Linked DNA regions of Homo sapiens: region 1 is linked to region 2. A link is a loop called in an ENCODE intact Hi-C map of the cell type or tissue named here. Cell type or tissue: gastrocnemius medialis. All regions are shown on one strand. Links, peaks and the distances in the headings refer to the core of each region. The heading gives the core; the rest is flanking DNA.

Region 1 (2,916 bases), core at 200-2,699, 140 kb before region 2:
GATTGTCCAACAAACTCTTATTCCAGTAATCCCTCTTTAAATTTTTTAAGGACAAACATATCATCTGAAAATCATGATATTTTGTTTCTTTTCATGACTTAGATATATTTTATCTTGTCTTAACTGTGCTGGCCGGACTCTCCATTACAAAGTTGAAGAGCAGTGGTGATACAGAGGGCATCCCTGACTTGTTCTGATGTTAAAAGGAAAGCTTTTATTGAGTGATAGGGGCTACTGGTTTTTCATAAGGCTTACTTCCCACCCACCCCCTCCCCGGAAACAGGGTCTTGCTATGTTGCTCAGACTGGTCTCAAACTCCTGGGCTCAAGTGATCATCCCACTTTACCCTCCTGAATGGCTGGGATTACAGGCACATGCCACAGCACCTGGCTTCATAAAGCTTTCTTTGTCAAGTTTTTTTAAACTTAAAGAAAAAAAGAATCCTGAATGATTGAATTTCTACAGATGCTTTTTAATTGCATGTATAGAAATTTTCTTGTTTTTTTTCTTTAAGTTTCATGTTACCCTAATAGATTTTCTAATATTGAATCAATTTTGCATTCCTGGGATTAAACCCAACTTGGTCATGATGTATTATTATTATATATTGCTGGATTTGGCTTGTTAATAAATAATAGGGTTTTTCTCATGTGGTTTGGTATGAAAATTAGACTACCCTTACAAAATGAATTGGCAAGTGTTTCTTTTCCTATTCTTCTGTTTTTATTTCTGTAAAATTAGAATGATTCCTTCAAAGTTTGGTAGAACTTGCCTGTACAAGTCTGGACCTGGGTGGTTTTTTGGTTTTGGTATGTGTTTGGTTTTTTGTTGAAAACATGTTAAGCTGATTCAAAATTATTTTAAAAATGGTTATACGACTGTTCCTACTTTGAATTTCTTCTTGGTAATTATATTTCTCTTGGCATTTATTCTTCTCACTTATTTTTACATTTACTAGAGTATTGTATTTTCTTACCTCTTTTAATCTTATTTTGAATATCCATTTAAACATAGGTAAGATATAAGTACTGTTTGTGGCTGGGCACAGTGGCTCATGCCTGTAATCCTAGCACTTTGGAAGGCCAAGGCGGGCAGATCACTTGAGGTCAGGAGTTCAAGACCAGCCTGGCCAACATGGCAAAATCTTGTCTCTACTAAAAATACAAAAATTAGCTGGGCGTGGTGGCGCCTGCCTGTAATCCTAGCTACTCCAGAGGCTGAGGCATGAGAATCACGTCACCCCAGGAGGCAGAGGCTGCCGTGAGCTGAGATCGCGCCACTGTGCTCTATCCTGGGCGACAGAGCAAGACTCTGTCTCAAAAAAAAAAAAAAAAAAGGTACTGTTTACAGAATAAGTTAAATACTTGTCATCACTGTGCAGATTGCAAAATGGAACATTGCTAGTACCTTAGAAACGCCTTCTCAAATCTTTAAGAGTTGAGTACGTTCCTTAATTTTGTGATAATTGTTCTTTTCAGACTCTTCTCCCTTTTTATTCTTTACTTTTATTGATGTATAATATACATAAAGAAAAGTGGCCAGATGTGGTGGCTCATGCCTGTAATCCCAACACTTTAGGAAGCCAAGGTGAGAGGATCACTTTGAGCTCAGGAGTTCAAGACCAGCCTGGGCTGATTATAGACGTGAGCCACATTGTCCTGCTGGGTATATATTTAGTAGCAGAATGACTGTGTCAGTCTGTGCATAGATTCCATTTTAGTAGATGTGCCAAACTGTTTTCCAAAGTGGTAAAATATTTCCATTAGCAGTGTATTAGAGTTCAGACCAGTGCATATTCTCAACAACACTTGGTATCATTTTTAGCCTCTCTAGTGGGTATGAAGTGGTATGCATTGTGGGTTTTGTTTGCATTTCTCTGATATTTTAGCTCTTTTTTGGTGGTTAACTCTTTTTTGTATGTTTATGACATTCGGCTATCTCGTGAAGTATTTAAGGGTTATTTTGCAAATTTTTCTGTGGAGATTTTTGTTTCATTAAATTATAGGAGTTCTTTGTAGATTTTGATGAGTCTTTTTTTAGATTCATGTGCTGCAGATATTTTCTCCTTTCCAAGAGTTACCTCTTTTTTTTTTTTTTTTTTTGATACAGTCGCAATTTGTCGCCCAGGCTGGAGTGCAATGGTGCAATCTCTGCTTCCTAGGTTCAAGTGATTCTCCTGCCTCAGCCTCCCAAGTAGCTGGGATTACAGGCACGCCCCACCACACCCTAGGCTCACTGCAACCTCTGCTTCCTAGGTTCAAGTGATTCTCCTGCCTCAGCCTCCCAAGTAGCTGGGATTACAGGCACGCCCCACCACGCCCAGCTAATTTTTGTATTTTTAGAGACGGGATTTCACCATGTTGGCTAGGCTGGTCTCGAACTCCTGACCTCAGCCTCGGCCTCCCAAAGTGCTGGGATTACAGGCGTGAGCCACTGCGCCCGGCCGAATTACAGCTATTTTAAAGATCATCTTCAGTAACTAGTAACTGGGTCACTGTGGATATGTGGATATGTTGTCTCTTTTTTCTCGTTTCTGTTTCCTTGTATGCTTGGTAACGTTCAAGTGAATGCTGGATACTGTGTATGAAAATTGTTGATGCTCTAGGTGACATTTTTCTCCAGAGAGAGCTCTCCCTAATCACTGATAGGCAGATACAGTGGTGACAGATAACCATAATTCAGTGAGAGATTGAGCTGATTCGAGGGTTGGTTGCAGTTTTTTTTTTTTTTTTGTATTACACACCTTTTAATTTGAATTAATTAGGCATGATCATTATTGAAAATTGGTAAAGTGTAGATTGATAACAACCAAAACAGGGGAAAACATTCATTTAAAACTTTCCCAAATAAATGCTCCATGTATAGGCCTCTATTAAAATAATAACAATAAACATTTTTTGAACCACTTTATATATT
Region 2 (2,916 bases), core at 291-2,790:
GCTTATCATTCCACGACCGATATGGCTTAATGTATGCTTTAGTTTTCAGAATATATCACTTACTCCTACGAATCAGTAAGGAAAGGACCAGCAGCTAATAGAAAATGTGACAAAGATTTGAAAAGGAGGAATCATAAAAGGTGCCCACCTGTATGGTCAGGTTGAAGCAAATTAAAGCCACAATGAGATGCTGCTGCCTTATACCTGCCAGGCAGCAGAAGTGTTAAAATTTGACCATATCAAGTTGGCGGGATAAAGATCAGCAGGGACTCATGTTCGCTGCTGGCAGGATGACCTTGTCACCGGCACTTGGGAGGTGCTGCTGTGTGCACGGGCATCTGCTCCTGGGATTGTTCCAACGAAACACCTGCCTGTGCGGCTCAGGAGAGGTGACAGCGACAGCAGCACCATTTAGTAGCCAGCCTGGGAGCCGATACACATCCACACCCCGTCAGTGGCTGCATGCAGTGTATCTGACGGGACACCAGGTGAAGGGGGCCCAGCTGCACATGGGGACAGAGGCAGACTTGGCTGCACGTCAGCAGAGAAGTCTCACAGCATCGTCGGTGTCAAGTTCAAAACACGGAACACGCAGCAGTGTGGCTCAGGGCCACACACGGGGCACAGCCATCAGGACAAGCAAAGACCAAGAAGCACCAAGTCCAAGTTAGGCAGCATCTCAGGCCGGGGCACCAAGGAAGGGCACAGCAGCGCCGTGGTGACCGGGTCCCAGTACCATCCTGGGTGGCCGCCACCGGCCGTTTGTGTCTTCCGTTCACACGATTACAAACGCTGCGTTCTGCCCACACACATCTTCAGTCCCAGATGTGAGAAGGTGACCCTCTAATGCAGGCGTGCCTGCGCAGGTGGGGGGCAGACGCCGTCCTGGGTGTCATCCCATGGAAGGGCACAGGACAGGCTGCTGCCGGAGCAGAGGTCACATGGGGTGGGGGGCGGTGGGGGGTGCATCTCAGGAGGAGCAGGTGTGAGGACACTGCTGGCGCTTGGCTCTTCTTCCCAGCCCCGTGCTCTCGAATTTGGGGAAACCCTTGCTCTTCTGTTTGGCCTGAAAGAAAATCCGGTGTGCCTGACTCTCTGCAGGCCCCTTGTCACAGGCCAGGCTGGGGTGGTGCCACCAGGAAAACTTGGCGCACGTCCTGTTGCTGATGATGGCAGCATCAGTCATGGACTTAACCTTCTTTTGTTAATGAGACCTTAGAAATGTAAAAATGATACACTCTTCTTTAAAATAATTGTAGTCAGTACACATAACTCTTACCATCTTAACCATTTCTAAGTGTACAGTTCAGTGACATTAAATATATTCACATTTTTGTACAGCCATCGCCACCCTCCAACCTCCAGAATTCTTCATGTTGCAAAACTGAAACACTGCACCCATGAAGCGGGGACTCCCCTGCCCCTGGCAGCTCTTTCTGTCTCTGAGTCCCACTACTCTAAGTACCTCATACAATATTTGTCCTTTGTGACTGGCTTACTTCACTGAGCATAGTGTCCTCAGGGTTCCTCCATGCTGTAGCTGTGACAGGAGCCCCCTCCTGTTAAAGGCTGGATAACATTCCACTGTATGCAGACGCCACATTTTGATCATGAGAATGCCCGTTTGTGGAGGGACACACTGTTGCTTCCCCCTCGTGGCTGTTGTGGATAATGTCGCTGTGAGCATGGGTGTGCAGACATGGCTTTGAGACCCTGTTTTCAGTTCTCGTGGATTTATACCCAGCAGTGGAATTGCTGGAGCCCATGGTAATTCTATATTTCGTTTTTTGAGGAATTACCATACTGTTTCCCATAGTGCCTCCAGCATTTTACATTTTTACCCTCAATGCACAAGGCTCCAATTCCTCCACATCCTCACCAACGCTTATTTTCCGTGTGTGCGCGTTGATAGTAGCCGTCCTAGAGGGTGTGTGGTGGTGTCTCAACGTGGTCCTTGTCTGCCTCCCTCAGGATCAGTGACATGGAGCACCTTTTCACGTGCTTGTGGGCCATCTGTATATCTTCTTCGGAGAAATGTTTATATAAGTCCTTTGTCCATTTTTAATCAGATTGGGGTTGTTTTGTTGAGTTGTAGGAGTTTCTTAAATATATTCTAATAACTATATAGAATATAGATATATAGGTCCTTTGTCCATTTTTTAATCAGATTGTGTTTCTTTTTGCTGAGTTTTTTTTAACATATTCTAACAACTAGAATATATAGAGAATATAGATACATAGGTCCTTTATCCATTTTCCTTTTTTTTTTTTTTTTGAGATGTAGTCTCACTCTGTCGCCCAGGCTGGAGTGCAGTGATATGGTCTCGGCTCACTGCAACCGCTGCCTCCTGGGTTCAAGCAATTCTGCTGCCTCGGCCTCCCAAGTAGCTGGGACTACAAGCACCCGCCACCACGCCCGGCTAATTTTTTGTATTTTTAGTAGAGACGGGGTTTCGCCATGTTGACTAGGGTGGTCTCGATCTCCTGACCTAGTGATCCACCTTCTTCGGCCTCCCATAATGCTGGGATTACAGGCGTGAGCCACCACGCCGGGCCCATACCCGGCCCTTTATCCATTTTTTAACCTGTTTGTTTGATTTGCTGAGTTGTAGTTGTTTTTTTTTTTTTTTTTTACATATTCCAATAACTAGGATATATAGAGAATATGGATATATAGAGAATATGTATAGAGAGAATATAGAATATATGTATTCTAGATATTAACACCTTATCAGGTATATGATTTAAAAATATTTTCCCTCATTCTCTGGGTTGCCTCTGTTGATAGTATCCTTTGAAGCACAAAAGTTTTTATTTATTTATTTAGAGACAGGGTTTCACTCTGTTGCTCAGGCTGGAGTGCAGTTGGACGATCTCAGCTCACTTGAGCCTCAACTTCCCAGGCTCAAGCCATCC

Evidence for each region. Peaks named below come from ENCODE experiments on the same cell type or tissue, not always from the same donor. Only the 100,000 strongest peaks of a DNase experiment are listed, where the experiment ranks them.
Region 1: it touches region 2 in a loop (5-fold over the local background); 12 of 110 quality-filtered maps call a loop at or near these places.

What each region holds. Positions count from the first base shown.
Region 1 is chr22:21,848,505-21,851,420 of GRCh38, reverse strand. The region is part of intron 1 of MAPK1 (mitogen-activated protein kinase 1); the gene reads left to right. Among named protein-coding and RNA genes, the nearest start is that of MAPK1, 18 kb to the left of the region's middle. In gastrocnemius medialis, for the core only: no CTCF peak of the experiment used is centred there; a DNase peak (open chromatin) is centred at 1,166; H3K27ac peaks cover 2,500 bases.
Region 2 is chr22:21,712,085-21,715,000 of GRCh38, reverse strand. All of the region lies in intron 1 of YPEL1 (yippee like 1), which reads left to right. Among named protein-coding and RNA genes, the nearest start is that of YPEL1, 22 kb to the left of the region's middle. RefSeq lists a silencer at 974-1,132 and an enhancer at 1,341-1,390. In gastrocnemius medialis, for the core only: a CTCF peak has its summit at 1,657 (motif pointing left); DNase peaks (open chromatin) are centred at 350, 1,656 and 1,945; H3K4me3 peaks cover 224 bases; H3K27ac peaks cover 1,771 bases.